Regions from separate parts of the Mus musculus genome. Here region 2 is linked to region 1. Evidence: chromatin loops called from intact Hi-C (ENCODE). Cell type or tissue: left cerebral cortex. All regions are shown on one strand. Each heading gives the region's core, and the rest is flanking DNA. Links, peaks and the distances in the headings are about the cores only.

Region 1 (7,897 bases), core at 1,556-6,555:
AAAGTATTGTGCACTCATTCTTGTTCCATTTTCTGGGCTCTGCATTACACCTTTAAAGACACAGGCTGATAGAGGGCTCCATCAGCGATGGGGAGCATTTCAGGAGGAAAGAATACTCATGGGCTTAATTTTGCTGCCCTCATAGTAGAGTTACCTATTTCTGCTTATTTTAATGTTGTTGGGTTTTCCCACAATCCCAGGTCATCCCATCCAGGTACTACTGCTGAGGGAAATGGGAAGAGCGGGAAGTTTGCTTATTATCTTAGTTCAAGAGTGCCATCTTCTGTTAATCCACTGAAGCAACGTTTAATTGACACGGGGTGGGGTAGGAAGTGGAGACCTGCTGCCACTGTGGGGCTGTGTTACAGCTCCAAGATCCTTAATTTCTTAATTGCCTCTCTCTGTTTCCAAAACAGTGCATTCCCAGAACTGTCATTCTGTTCATTCCTGCTTGAAAACAGTGGTTCAAATCCTCCCATCGAAGTACCTCTCTCCATCAGGGTAGGATGCTGTTTTTGGAGGAGATGTCTATGGTGTTCTGTCTACCCACAAGCCCTTGTTACCTTCTCTTCCCCTGAAATTCCTGCCAGAATCTGGTCCCATGTGGGCTTTAATTTAGCTCTAGAGGCAGGATTTAAAAAAAAAAAACCTATCCACACACAATTTGAAGCTTGTAGAGTCAAAGTCAAGATGATAGCAAGTGTAAAGGTCCCCTCTGGTTTTTATTCACAATTCTAGAATCAGAAAATACCTCATCCTACGAAAGAAAACAGAGTGCTCCCGTGAGCTAAGCAGACAAGGCTCTTTTGATAGAGAGCAGAAACAAAAGACTTGAATTGCTTTTGTTCTTTGTAAAGGTTAAAATATTCTGGGTCCCCATATCCTTGAAAGAACATATAAAATAATTTAGTTGGGGATGGCAGGCATAGAATTTGACACAAACCGGTTCCACTTTGATTTGGTCTGTTGGGTCTGGAGCAGGAGTGGCTAGGAACTTATTTAAAATAGTGTTTCCCATGCTCCACTATGTTCTCCTTAGGGACAAGTGTGCAAATTCGTTCTCTTTGTTGTTGACCTACCCTTGTTTGTGGTTTTTGGAGGCTATGGGTAGACTTGGGACTAAGAAACCAATGGCAGGAAGGATGTTTTACAGTCTCTCCTCTGTGACTGTGTTTTATCTTTGGAATCCCGCCTTTTTCTGCCTTACATATCTTACATATTGTACGTGTAGTGATGTAGGATTCCTAGGCATATTCTTGGTGAGTTGTTCTTTTAATCATGGGTAACGGTCGCTAGAGCCAGTGATTTTTACATTTTTTTTCCTTTTCCATATCCTATTATTGGAAGAATATATCTCTTGGCTAAGACTTAATTGTGTGTTTATATATTTTTTTGCTTTTATGCTTTCTTTGAAAATAATTTTATGTTAAGTATTAAGGCATATAGATGGACTTTTAAGAAATAGTGTGATATTCAATTTAAGGCCAAAAATATTAAATCCTTCACTATTTTGAGTTGCTAAATTTTTCCTACTTCTTTATTTTCCATCTCCTTCCTTTCTTTCTTTCCTTCTTTCTTCCTTTCTATTAAATTGATCATTTAAATTTTATTTACTGATTTGAAGATTAAATTATTGGACATCTGATTCATTTTATTGTTTTGTTTTGTTTTCTTTTCTTTTGTTTTTGAGACAGGGTTTCTCTGTGTAGCCCTGGCTGTCCTGGAACTCATTCTGTAGACCAGGCTGGCCTTGAACTCTGAAATCTACCTGCCTCTGTCTTCCAAGGGCTGGGTTTAAAGGCATTCACCACCACTGCCCAGCCTGTTTCATTTTGTAATTTTTGTTTATCCCTTGATAATTTCATGTGTTATAGAATTTATCTATACTTCCATCCTCCTCACTCCTCTGGTTCCCACACCATATGTCTACCTTCCACCTTTTCTTCTGCTCTTACTCTTCCTTCTTCCTAATTTTCTATTTTTTTCTAGCAACCCACTGACCACTGGGTCCAGTTAGTACTGCCTGCATACTCACTAAGATAGGTCTATCCACCAGAGCATGGCTAAAGCCCCAAAGAAGAAAAATGACATCCCTCCCCTAACAGCTACCACTTGCCAGTAGCTCTTCTCCTCTTCATGCTGGAATGTTGACTGACTATGCAGGTCTTATGCCAATAACCACAGCTACCTTGAGTTCATAAAAGCAATGACTATGTCATGTCTGGAAGACATTACTCTACACAGAAGTCCTCCCCATCTTCAAAATCTTCAATTCTTTCTGCCCCCCTTTTATGTGATATTTTCTGAGCTTTGAGGTATATGGATGGATATTGATAAGGAACCAATTTAGATCTGAGCACTCAACAGTCACTTATTCTCAGCATTTATGACCAGTTATGAGACTCTACACAGATTGCTTTTTACTGAAAAAGAAGCTTCTCTGACCGAGGTTGAAAGCTGTGCTATTTAAACATAAATTTTGAGAAGATAGTTTGATGACATGCCCAATTATCAGAACAGTACTAAGTTCCCTCCTAGGGCCTTTGACCTCCCCAACCATGGAGTTTTAGTTTTAGGGTTACAGTACCAGGCATGAATTCCCCTCTGTGGAGCAATCCTCAAGTCCAACTGGAAGGCTATTGGTTATTTCCATAACAGTCATGCCACTGTTGCTATGGTAGAGAAGATGGCATTATTGCAGGCAGAGTCCACTGATTGCTTTTCTCTCCCAGTGGTCTACATAGCATCTTCTAGCACTATAAATGCTATCTGGCAGGGAGAAAGTATCCAGGTTAGTTCCTGTTTGATTTCCTTTGTGTCCTTTAACCACTGTTCATTGTGTCTTCAGCAAATTATCTTACCATATAGCCATAGTGGACAACCAAGAGAAATGGCAGTAGTTTGAGTTGTTTTGGGGGGCTCTAATTTAATATGCTATCTCTTCTGGAGGAAGCACTTTTTCCCTCTTACAGGCTACCTATGTTCAGACTTCTTTTTAAACTGTATTTTTAGTTAGTTTACAAAGGAGTAGATTTTCATAAGACTTCTTTCATACAGTCCTAATTTTAGTTGACCCACCCCAACCCCCTCCTCCTCATCTCTTTATCCCCATCTTTACTTAAACCTTTAACGCTAGCATGCCCCTGACCACATCCTGTGACTTTCCTATCACATATGTTCTACTATCTCTTCCCCCTCCTTTTAGGACTTCTCTCCTCTCACGTGAATTTCTAGTTTTGTTCTTTCACTCAGAGGCACTCAAACTCAAGTGTGTATCAGAATTCTCTAGAGGGATTGTTAAACTTCAGAATGCTGAGCCCTGCCCATAGAGATTCTAATTCAGTAAATTGGGATAAGACTCAATTGCAATCATACCCTGGGTTTCACGTCAGCAGATTCAATCAATCTTGGAATGAAAATAATTGAAAGGAAAACAACTCTTGGCTAAACATGTACAGACTTTAAAAAAATAATTATTTCTGAAACAATGAAGTGTCTACGCTACTTAACATTTACAGTATGTTAAGTAGTATAGGCAATCTAGAGGTAACTTACAATGTATAGAAGGATGTGCTTGTGCTATACACACATACAAATGTACAGAAGGCACTTGAGCATCTAGAGTTTGCTATCCACTGTGTCTTCCTCCAAACACAGGAAAGACTGAATTCTCATAACTCTCAAGCTCTCGGGCACTGATGCTGCCAGGAAGCAACACTGAGAAAGCTGGCAGTAGTTGCTGGTTACCACCAAGCTAAATCTTCCACCCAGATCCATTAGCCTGCCTAAATTGGATTTTGTTGTTTTGAACAAAACAACAACAACAACAACAAACAAACAAACACAACAGCAACAAAAAGAAAACCAAGAAAATCTAGATATTTTCTTTGACTATCCATTTCTAAAATATTGCTGGGAACACAAGTACAGTTTCATTTTTATAGAAGAACAAATTATTCTTTACCCAGAATTCTAAATATAGGAACTAGGCTCCTTTTGGCTTGTAACTGGGGTTTGCCTAGTCTCCTTAATGTGCAAGTACAGTGAGCCTAGGATCACTTTGCTTACTCATTACCTATAGTTAAAACTCTGCCCTGGAGGCTTAGGATGTCAGCTCTCTTGGTTTTCATAGTGTGTGTCTTCATCTCCATCACTCTAGAGACTTCCTTTTGAACTGGGCTAGCTTACATTCCCAGTGGAAGACAAACGATTCATCTAGCATTTCTGTATGGTTAGGAGGTAGAGGCTGGGGACAGTCTATGATCTTAGACACCTTGGTATCTATCACAATCTCTTTAGTCATTACCTAGCACAGAATGTGGGGCATGAGGTCAAAGGATTTTTGAGGGAGAAAGTGGATGATAGAATCTGGAGACCACAGAGCACCTAGGATTCAAACATGGGACTTGGTAGCTATAAGTGCTAGGACAGGAGCACATTGCCTTGTGAAGAATTAGAAGTAATTGAAGGAATGCTTGCTGAAGACAGGTAGAACTGTGGAGGGCCTGGGAAGACTGGACTTAAAAAATTTTATCAGTGTCGATCTTTCCTGAAACATATATGTTTCACGCCACTATCTTTCTTTTGGGAGACATTCTTTTTCTGACATCTTGGCTTCTCCTTCCCAGGTGTTTTTCGACAACGTATTCTGAAGATTTCACTCCACAGTATGAATATCCACCACCTGTAAGTACAAGAATCATACTGTAATCCCACCCGTGTATGGGACTCATCACATCTAGTGCATAAGTTACTCTTGGTGAGAAGGGGTTGCTGAGATTTATAATGTCTTATATTTATTAAGAGACACTGTCGGCTTTAAGAATCAATGGGATGTATAATAGCTATGGTTGATTTTGGAAATTAATGGGCATTTTAGGGGAGAAAGTATTACAGTATCTAAGACATATTTATCGCTTTGTTCCTTGTTTGTTTATTGCCTCCACCCTGAATGGGACTTACCCGGAATGAAAACCACCTTCCTATTTACTTTTATCTAATGAGCATATACAAGTATGGGACTTAATTTAGCTCTGAGAAATTGAGCATTGATTTTTTTTGAGGTCCAGTTTATTATAGCTTTGAATGTATTTACATTCTAACAATTAAGCAACAGGACTGGAGGGGAAGCCTCAGTAGTCTGTGAAAAGTGTTGGGTTGACCTCAAGAATGAAGAGTTAGGGAAAGAAAGAAAGAGAGAGAAAGAGAGAGAGGGGGAGAGAGAGAGAGAAGAAGAAGAAGAAGAAGAGGAGGAAGAAGAAGAAGAAGAAGAAGAAGAAGAAGAAGAAGAAGAAGAAGAAGAAGAAGAAGAAGAAGAAGAAGAAAAGAAGAGGAAGAGGAAGAGGAAGAGGAAGAAGAAAAGAAGAAGAAGAAAAAAAGAAGAAGAAGAGGAAGAAGAAAAGAAGAAGAAGAAGAAGAAGAGGAAGAGGAAGAGGAAGAGGAAGAAGAAGAAAAGAAGAAGAAGAAAAGAAGAAGAGAAGAGGAAGAGGAAGAAGAAGAAAAGAAGAAGAAGAAGAAGAAGAAGAAGAAGAAGAAGAAGAAGAAGAAGAAGAAGAAGAAGAGGAGGAGGAGGAGGAGGAGGAGGAGGAGGAGGAGGAGGAGGAGAAGGGGAGGGAAGAAACTATATAACAGAAACAAAATAGATGTGCATTCCTACTAGATTTACCTTATGCATCTTAGCCAGTAAAATAAACAGGGATAAGTAAACAGGATGAATAAATGTTTTCATCCATTCAACACTAACTAGTCAGTACATTGTAAAGGAGAAAAACATACAGATAATTATAGCAACATGACATTTTTAAAAAAGATTTATTTATTGGTTATATGTAAGTACACTGTAGCTGTCTTCAGACACTCCAGAAGAGGGAGTCAGATCTCGTTACGGATGGTTGTGAGCCACCATGTGGTTGCTGGGATTTGAACTCCGGACCTTCAGAAGAGCAGTCCGGTGCTCTTACCCACTGAGCCATCTCACGAGCCCATGAAATACATTTTTGAAGAGAATTTTTCCAAGGTCAATCAAGAAATATTGCAATTTAGACCCAAAGAAACAGACTTTCTAACTTTCAGAGTCACTAGAATCTGGGTTTTCAGGTGACTCATTTGGTCAGCAGAGCATGATAGAAAAGACCTTGTGCTAGCTACTCCATCCTTTGCAGTCCTAAATAACCAGACTACCATTAAAGGGAGAGGCAGGGGATGAAGACTGAAGGGCATGGCTCTTGGCTAAGGCTGGAGTCTAACTGCAGCTTCTGGTTGGTTCCAGCTCCCAAGGAACTCAAGAAGAGGATGGAGCTGTTGAGTTCTTTCATTTGCTTAATAACAACAAAACAAAAGGTCCCAAGAGCTGTATGAAAGAGACAAGACTAGAAAAGTAATTATGAATGAAATGCATATGTTTAATATGACTAAAATCTCCATGGGTTTTGCCTTCTATCAGAATTTAAGATAATAGAAATTATTTGAAAGAACAAATAGAATGAGCAAATAGGAAAAAGTTGTAAAACTGATTCAGCTTTTATCAGTTTAGATAAGAAAAGAATTTATGATGCCACAAATGTTACAATTCTTGCTAACTTTTTCTGTTAAAAAATAACTCTTACTATGTAAAAACAGAAAGTATGATAGCTTGTGGATAGATACATTTAACACATATAGGAACAATTATTGCAAGAAAAATGTTGAAGATCCTACAGAAATGAGCAAAGAACACGTAATGGCAATTTATATGGTAGGAAATACAATTAGCCAAAAAGTAGGAAATATGAGTTAAGATGTTTTGCTAATGAAGTTGGCAATACTTTCACAGATAACGAGTGGGAATAAAGATAGAAGGAGGTGGTTAGTTTTATTTTTTGTTAGGCAGATAATGCATGCTTTCATCCTTCCTGGAAAGAAATTTGTCAGTCTCTATTAGGTTACCACTTAACCCAATAGATCTCCTTTAAGGAAATTTCTTCAAGTAAAAATAATTCAAAATAAGGACAAAACTACAGCCAAATATACTAGCCAGTGTACTATTTATAGTAGCAAAACCTGGAGAGTGTGTCAATATGTAGTATTAGGGATAGTGTCAGTACTTTATAATCATAGGTGGCATTGTTGAGCCTTTACATTGTTCATGAATAGTTCTTAGTAAATCTTCACTGAAGGTTAAAAAAATTAACATAAATGTGTGTATTTCAACAAAACTATATGGAAATATATATATAGAATTTAAAAAACATGGAGAAACTCTCAAAATGTCAGTAAAATTGTCTATTAAAGGTGAAATTGGATGATTTTCTTTACCTTTGTATTTTTTAGAATTTTTTAGTGCAACAAAACATAATAAAAAATTACAGTCCGTATACACATGCAAAAACTTGTTTTTAAAGGCCAGTGAGATGGCTGAATAGGTAGAGACATTAACCACCAAGCCTGCCAACCTAAGTTCATGCCTAAAATCCACCTGGTGGGTGGGGGGAACTGACACGCGAAAGTTGTCCTCTGACATCCATATGCACCATAACACGTGAGTTGCCCATCCAGAATAAAGAAACACACGAAGGAAATGAATACATTATTTCAAAAGAATTTCAGAGCTGGTCCCTTATTTTCACAAGATTTGATTTTATCTTTAAACAAAGTGAAGTTGTGAGGTCTAATTTCATCTCTGTTTCTGTGAAAAAAAAAAAAAATAAACCAAAAGCCCCAGGTTGCAGCCCATCACTGTGGGGGAAGTTACAATGGCAGGAGCTTGAAGGAATTCGTCATATCATACCGTCTCCATTACTCTATTACTGTGATAAGACGCCATGCAAAGGTAGAGTTTATCCGGTGCTGTGTTCCAGAGGGTTAGAGTCTTGAGTACCAAGGTGTGGAGCATGACAGCAGACAGGTGGGCTTGGTTTTG
Region 2 (7,897 bases), core at 940-5,939, 280 kb before region 1:
AGTCTCACACACAAAGCAAAGATGTCCTGCATGAAATCAGTGCCCACGGAGTTCAAACGCACACCTAGCGTTTGCTCCAAGCAATGTGTCCCTCCAACTTCTCCCACGGAGGAGCTTAACAGGCCCAAGCTGTGAAGATGAATTTACAAAACAGCCCGTTCTTTTCTCTAGACGATAATATTAACACACTCAAAAAAAAAAAAAAAAAAAAATCAGTGTCACTTTGGAATTTGAAACAGATACGCCCTCTAGCTGTTAAAGTGACTTTTGTTTATATTGAATCTTATTCCAGAACAAAACTTTAAAAATTAGAAAATAATGTATTCAAACTGTAGAATCTAACTTGGCAGGTTTGATTTAGTTTTAAGATCATGGTTGAATGGTAGTTTCATTTTTACAGAGTTTATATTATCTAAATATAATAAAAGTTTATAGAATCTACCAGAGTAATAGGATTTATAGAATATAAATTCTGTAAAACAGAAAAGATACTTTACAATATTAGAATTTGTAAGTTTTAAACCTTGTAAGAAGTCCTTTTTTAAAATTTAATTTTGATGCCTATGGGTGTTTTGCCAACATGCATTCCTGTGCACTAATGTGTGCAGTACCGTAAGAGGCCAAAAGAGGGCACTGGATCTCCTAGAACTGGAGTTTCAGATGGTTTCAAGCCACCAGGTGGATGCTGGGAATCAAACGTAGGTCCTCTGGAAGAGCTGTGCAGCTGTGCAGTGTGGTGAATTTGTGTGTGTGTGTGTGTGTGTGTGTGTGTGTGTGTGTGTGCAATTGCACATCCTTCTATCTATAAATAACAGGATGCTGTTGTCGCTCAAAAAACGTTCTCTCCTTTCTAGTCAATACTCCTTCTTTACCCTATTTGTGGCTCCCATTCCTGACCCTCTCACTGTAGATTAGATTTACTTATTTCTGAATATCATAACAGTGGAATCTTACATTAATATTTTTTGAGTCTGACTCCATTGGATCAACAAAGATTCCCTTATAGTGCTGCATTAAACAGCTCCTCAGATTTTTTTTTTTTTTAATTGTGGACTAGTATGTTGCTGCATTCAATTTTTCCATCCATTCATTCTCTCACTAATGGAGATCTGGGTTGGTTCTACCGTGGATAGTGTTTCTGACAGATCTTAATGGAGGTGAAGACTGGGCTAGATGGAGATAAGAAATGAACCGATCAGGGAACAGTGGGAGAGAGGGTGGGGTGGGGGCTGGTAAGAGGACCAGGGCACCTGCCCTGACAGTGTCTTCTAGATACGGCAGGATGTGGCACCCATGGAATCTCAACAACATGGTTTCCTAAAGAAGACTTAAATAATGGCTGCAGTCGTTGAAACACTAATGGGGGTGAGGGAAATTTCACAAAGCCCCACCCCTAGATGAAGAACTGTGGGTAGGCAAAGGATTTAGAGGGCGGGAGAATCAGTTTTCTCCAGGTATTAATGGCCTGATAGGTTATCCAGGTCCAAATGGTCAGCCTGAGACACATGCATATGTGAACAACACTAAATGTACTCAGAAGGATGGATGTGTGTGTGTGTGTGTGTGTGTGTGTGTGTGTATGTATGTGTGTGTGTATGTGTGTGTGTGTATATGTGTGTGTGTATGTGTGTGTGTATGTATGTATATAATCATAATGATTATAGAAGATGAAGTCATGAATCTGAGAAGGGATAGAGGAAGGGAGGAGTTGCAGGGAAGAGAGAGAAAGTTGGGTAGAAATGATCTAAAACCAGTGTATTCACGTATGGAAATTCTCAAAACTTATTAAAAGTTTTTTTTTTTTAAAAAAGAAATTAGCTGAGAATTCTAAGTTATCAGCATAGATATTTTTACAAATTGTTGTAGATGCGTTATTGCAAGTTCCTGTCAGAAACAGAACACATCTTTGTTGTACTCTAGAAAGTGTCTGCCTCAGGATTAGTGAGTATCCAGTTCAATCTATTCGGTTCAGTACAGTGATAATGGGTGCACATGCATGCATAGAGTCCCTGATGGGCTTGCTGGCTTTTCTGATGAAAAGGGCTCTTTCCCCCCTGTCTCAGTAAACAATGGCAACCTCTGATGCTTCTCATCGGGGCATGCTACTGAGCAGAAAGCAATAGGAGAAGTGGGTGTCACCCATGCAAATGCCTCACTCAGACAAGAAATTTAACCAATGAGCATTATTTACGATGCACAGCTGCAAAGTCATCCAGGAAGGAACTTATTCAAAGACCTCCTTTGCACACTGTTAGCCAAGGTAAATATTGTAATGACCATATGTTGACTCTTGAATGACACAGGTATTATCTGGATCTGTGCAATTCACCTGTGCTGATAGATTCTTAGAGATCACCTATGTTTTCCTAAAACCTCACCACTTCGCCAGATAAATATATGTTTTCCCTCACATTTCAGAGGAGGAATCAGGTTGAGGGCATTGGGTAAACTCAGCTCATATTCTTAGTATCTAGTGGAGCCAGACTTTGACCTGAGATTGCCACATTCCAATGGCCGTTCATGCTTTTATCCCAAGACAACAATGAGATAGCATAACATGGTTCCTACTTGTAGAAGACATGTAAATGCAGATGACTCTCCCATGATGTTGAAGACCTCAAGTACCTCTGTTCCAAAACACCAGCACACAGACTCCACAGATTTCCATCAGCACAGAGCCCTTTCAAGGAACTTAGGTAGACAACAAAGATGTGTCTGATGTGCTGAGAGTAACAGACTCCAGTGATGTTCTGCGCCACCCCAGCCAAAAACATCTCATTTTTTTGTTTTTTTTCTCTACATTAAAATAGCATTATTTTGATTGTGAGCCTTTTGTCACTGCATTTCAAATGAGACAGCTACTTTAAAAATAGCTTAGAATGGAAGGAAGGTATTTTTAGGTTGGAAACACATGTAGTGACGAGCTCAGATCCCAGTGACAAGGCTTTGTGTATGAGCTTTCTCGATTCATCCCGGGTCTGTAGTAAGAACATCCGTGGAAAAGTCAGCTCCCTTCACAGCATGGCAGCGTCTTCAGGATGTATTGCACAGGTAAGCAGGTGACGGTATGGAGAGCTATCTGAGGGAGATGTTGTTGAGTCCAACGTTTTGCACGTGTCCTGAGAGGACACCGTTTCCATGATTTAAGTATTCAGAACTAAGCGAGGTAACGACAGGTAAGAGCGTTCCATCCGTGGGCAATTACCCTGCTTGGAGACAGTCCAGGTTTCTTCGGAACAGTAGGGGATGATAGAATGATGGAAAGGGGATTCAGGGACGTTTGCACAGCTGTTTTCCAGTGCATGGGAGGAGCCTAGCTATAGCAATGAGTTGTTCACTCAGCTTTGAGATCTTCCTTACACCAGAGGGTCTCGACCTGTGGGCCGCAGCCACTTTAGGGATCCCATATCAGATAGCCTGCATATCAGATATTTACATTACAATTCATAACAGTAGCAAAAGTACATTTATGAGGTAACAACGAAATGATTTTATGGTTGGGGACTATCACAACGTGAGGAAATGTATTAAAGGGTCCCAGCATTAGGAAGGTTAGACTGTATAAAGGGCAGACAAACGAATGGATGTCCACCCTGAGCTGGACACCGTATGCCCTCCTGATCACCTGTCTGGGGAGGTGAGCGGTGGAAACAGGGGCCATCTAAACTAGCATTTGTCTTCTTCAGAGACATGTTATCTGGGTTCTAAAACTTCTCCATAAATGGGTGTTTAATTCCTGTAAGTATTAGGGTTTTACAGCAACGGATCCAATCATTGCCAGCGCTTCAGAGCTATTACCTCAGGGCTTGAGATGATTCAGCGATTGAGAGCACACTGGTTGCTCTCCCTGAGGACCCTGGCTTTATTCTCAGCACCCACATAGCAGCTCACAACCATCCGGAATGCCAGTTTTGAGGGATCTAACACCCTCTTCTGGCCTCTGTGGGCACTGTATGGAAACTGGTACACAGACACGCATACGGTCAAAACACCCAAATACATAAAATAAAAATGGACAAATCTAGAAAAAAGTTAACAACAAAGTATGATCATCTCAATGTAGACAAAGGTGTAGAGAGATAAGGACCTCTCACTGAATAGTGACATCCTTGGGAAGTATAAATGGTAGAACAATTTGGCAAATAGAGAGATAAGGACCTCTCACTGAATAGTGACATCCTTGGGAAGTATAAATGGTAGAACAATTTGGCAAATACTTTGGCAATACATATGAAAATTTACCATTTTAACAAGACCCTTCAATAATTGAAGAATTCTTTTCCTCCTCCTCTTCCTCCTCCTCCTCCATCATCATCATCACTAGCAACATTAATATGTGTGTGAGAGATGGGCACCCATACTCCAGAAATCCTTATGGAGTTTAGGGGGACATCTTTTGGAAAATGGTTCTCTACTTCCACCACGTGGTTCCTAGAGATAGAATTTGGGTTGCCAGGCTAGTCAACAAGTGTACCTTCACCCACCGAGCCAGCTCTCTAGCTCTCCACATTATTTTTGAGAAGAGAGTTTTCACTGAACTTTAAACTCATCTTTTCAGCTAGGCTGCCTAACCAATGAGCTTGAAGGATCTGTTTATCCCCACTGCCCCATCCCCAGCGCTGGGGCTATAGCCATCATGGGTCTTGTTGGGCTGTGAGGGATCTGAACACAGGACTTCAAGCTTACACAGTGAGCACTTCACCCACTGAGCCACTTCCCAAGTTTTATTGCCAGAAGTTTTAGAAATAAGTAACCTGAAGATGAGAGAAGATGTTTTATGGTTGCTTTAGTTCACATTTTGGTGCTTATTGTTGAGTTGGACAGTTTCTCTGTGCACTCTGGCTGTCCGACTTTCTCTTTAGGGAACTGTTAGGTTCTCTGCTCATTTATGGGCTATGACCTCGATGTTATTCATCAGAATTATATAACCTGGCTACATAATGAGGCTGCTGTCCACTTAACTGTAAGATTTTGTATATGATTTAGGCGCCCGACTAATCTTGCCTAACGTTGAACTCAAAGCGAGAAAAATGTCTATGTGGCAAAACCAGAAAACAATAATAGTCCACTTCTGTATTTATGATGGGTCACGAATTGTTACTCAAGAAGAACCGTTAGCTAATTAATTCTCTTACGGGGACTCTGATGCAGTAAATTGGGTCTTTCACAGGAAACCTTAAAATACAGCAATTATTCAACCATGACCCCAGATTTGCCACCATCAGGATGTGTCTCCTACTGTATATCAAATGGAAAATATGAAATCAATTAAAATACATCAGTATGTAACTGATAAGACATATTTTCCCCTGGTCAGCAAAGAATGAGCTGCAGCCTCCCAAATGGTCATTATGTTCACATGCTACATTCTGAAGTCTTGGGCCAGACATAGGAAAGCAGAGACATGCTGGACACCAACTCTAAGATGGACAGCCTGTCAGGGTTTCTACAGATGCCTCCAGAGGCAGCTTCTATCACGTGAAGGATTCTAATGCCCAGGCTGAGTGGGTGACCAAGTGCAGTTGTGCTTAGTTGCTCTGTGATGGACCCAACATCACTTACTTTTTAAAAGCCCAGATCTGTACACTGAATCTAATCCCTAGAGGTAGGGCATATCTTGCCCTCAATAGTTGCTTTAGTTCTTCAATTATAGTGTAAAATGAATGGTGACAGATTGCTTTATTCCTTCTGTGTCAACCGAAACACCCACGGGGTACATAATTCGGTGATCAAAGCCGTAACTGAAGGAAGTTCAGGAAGACTCCAAAAGACAGTCTGATATCTAATTTGCAAAGGCAGAGCATAGAAGGGAAATTAGTGAGCATTTAACTAAAACGTTCGCAGGGGCAGGGACCCATGGTAATAAATAAATGGGATCATTCTAGCTTGAAGAGAGCCACCCGTGGGAGACTGCTGGCTTACATTGGGATCACAGCATTCCATCGACCTAAAAGCAGAGCTGTCTCTGGAATTTCTAGGTCAACAAAAGATGCAGAAGAGATACTGAAGCCTAACAAAGCGAGGGGCTCACAGGCATCCTTGATACGTGGTTAAGAATACTCTAGGCTTACAAATTAAGAGTATCTAAATCTTGACTGCTGTAGCTGTGATAATGATTATTTACACATCATGAAAGACAACTGAGACAAATATCTAAGTAGAATTCCCACAATCACCATGATAAACTATGGGTTTATTCAACTTCACACAGAGAATCTATGTCCAACAGTGTGGGCTCTTATTAAATGTATTCAGTGTATAAATATAATGTAACAGCAGGGAGAAAGATATTTAATCTGTTTTTTTTTTCATATGTTCTGAGAAAGATGTCATTCAACCTCTCCCAGAGGTGAATTACTGAGGACCAAGAAAAAAAAATCCAAATCCATCACAGATTATATTAACCAAACTTTAGACAAGGGACTTTTATTCATCACCTCCCCCTGCCGCCTTTTCATTTCCTTCATTCCCCCAAACAGAAAATGTTTGTAACATGGAAATGACTGGATGGAAGCCTTATCCATCCATGATGCTTTTCCTTCTTCGAAGAAAACTATGAGTCTACCAGAGAGTGTGACGAAGCAGATTAGGAATAGGAGCACATGATTCACCCCGAGTGATTTTAGCGCAGCTCCTTCACCATAATGGAGAAGTAGAAGCCTGTTGCTTTATCTGGGTTTTGCCTTAAGAAGACCCTTGGCTTATCCTTTCTAGATACTTCGTGGCCTTCTGTCCAACTCATATCAGTGATGGGTGTTGTGCCCCACTTGGGACAGGGGTATTTACACAGTTAATGTCGAATTCATATATAGATGTTGTTTAAGTCACTCTCTGGTCGTCTCTTGTCTGTCTGAGCTCTCATGTTCTTGTGAGGTGTGTGTGCTTACATTTCTGAATGTTTCTATAAAACTGCTGACAACTCCTCACCACATTTATTTACAAGGTTCAGGCTCAGGACTTCAGGACTTTCTTAGTTATTTATTCCTAAAGCATTGTTTCTGTGTAAAAGCCCCCTTTTGGTATAAGTGGAGTATATGTAAGCCCATGTTTGTGTGTGTGCATGTGTGTTATATACATTAATAAATTACTTCTATATTATGAGTATTAACTGTCTCTCTCTTTTCCATTCTTTCCCTTTCTGCTACCTATGCCTTTTGCGTAGTTTCTCCTCTCCTGAATTCTACTAGCTTGAGTAGCTTCTAGTTCTTCTTTCCTGATCAGTCCATGAAAATCAGATATTCTGTTGCTATTGTTTTTGTGGCAGTTTTAAAATGTTTTAAAGATCAACTCAAAGTTTACTCTCTAGAGTAAAACAAACAAGGACCTTAGACTCCTCTGTCTCCAGCTCCTGCGTCCCATGGCTGTTGGTGTGTCAACTCTACCTTGCTTTAATGCCTCCCCATCAAAGGCATCATTGTTACCCACTCTTTGCTTGAATGAAAAGATGTATCAACTACTTTCCCACTCAACCCCCTGACTCTTCTGAGCTCTATCTCATTTCAGGAAAATGTGTCTTCTGTTGTACATTAGTATTCAGAAAAGTAAAATTAATTGTTTTGTTTCTTATACACTTTTTCTTTTTAAACAATATTCCCTTGTATGGAAGGCATGGAATACACACTAAGAGTGTGTGGCATCTGAGTGTGAGCAAAAGCTGTTCAGGACCACGAGTTTCAGGTATGTCCACAGCCATGCAGACAGCGCCCTGATAGACTTAAAACAGTTCATTGCAACAGATAGGCTTTCTTATAGCCCTTGTTTGTCAGTTGCCACCCCTGCCACTCAGACAGCTATTCCTAGCCATTAGTTTTTCCTATTTTACATTTCATATGAATAGAACCATGCAGTAATTGCTCTTGTTTCTGGCCTGTTCAATCAATACAGTGTTTTGGAAGAT

Evidence for each region. A loop is a pair of places that touch in the nucleus more often than their neighbours do. Peaks named below come from ENCODE experiments on the same cell type or tissue, not always from the same donor. Only the 100,000 strongest peaks of a DNase experiment are listed, where the experiment ranks them.
Region 2: a loop joins it to region 1, with 7 times the contacts of the local background. A loop is called at or near these places in 4 of 42 quality-filtered maps.

What each region holds. Positions count from the first base shown.
Region 1 is chr19:23,569,274-23,577,170 of GRCm38, reverse strand. 1700028P14Rik (RIKEN cDNA 1700028P14 gene) reads left to right here. Exons shown (of 6, transcript NM_026188.2): 5 at 4,629-4,686. Among named protein-coding and RNA genes, the nearest start is that of Gm34012, 76 kb to the right of the region's middle. In left cerebral cortex, for the core only: no CTCF peak of the experiment used is centred there; no DNase peak of the experiment used is centred there.
Region 2 is chr19:23,851,037-23,858,933 of GRCm38, reverse strand. All of the region lies in intron 1 of Apba1 (amyloid beta (A4) precursor protein binding, family A, member 1), which reads right to left. Among named protein-coding and RNA genes, the nearest start is that of Gm34076, 63 kb to the left of the region's middle. In left cerebral cortex, for the core only: no CTCF peak of the experiment used is centred there; a DNase peak (open chromatin) is centred at 2,907.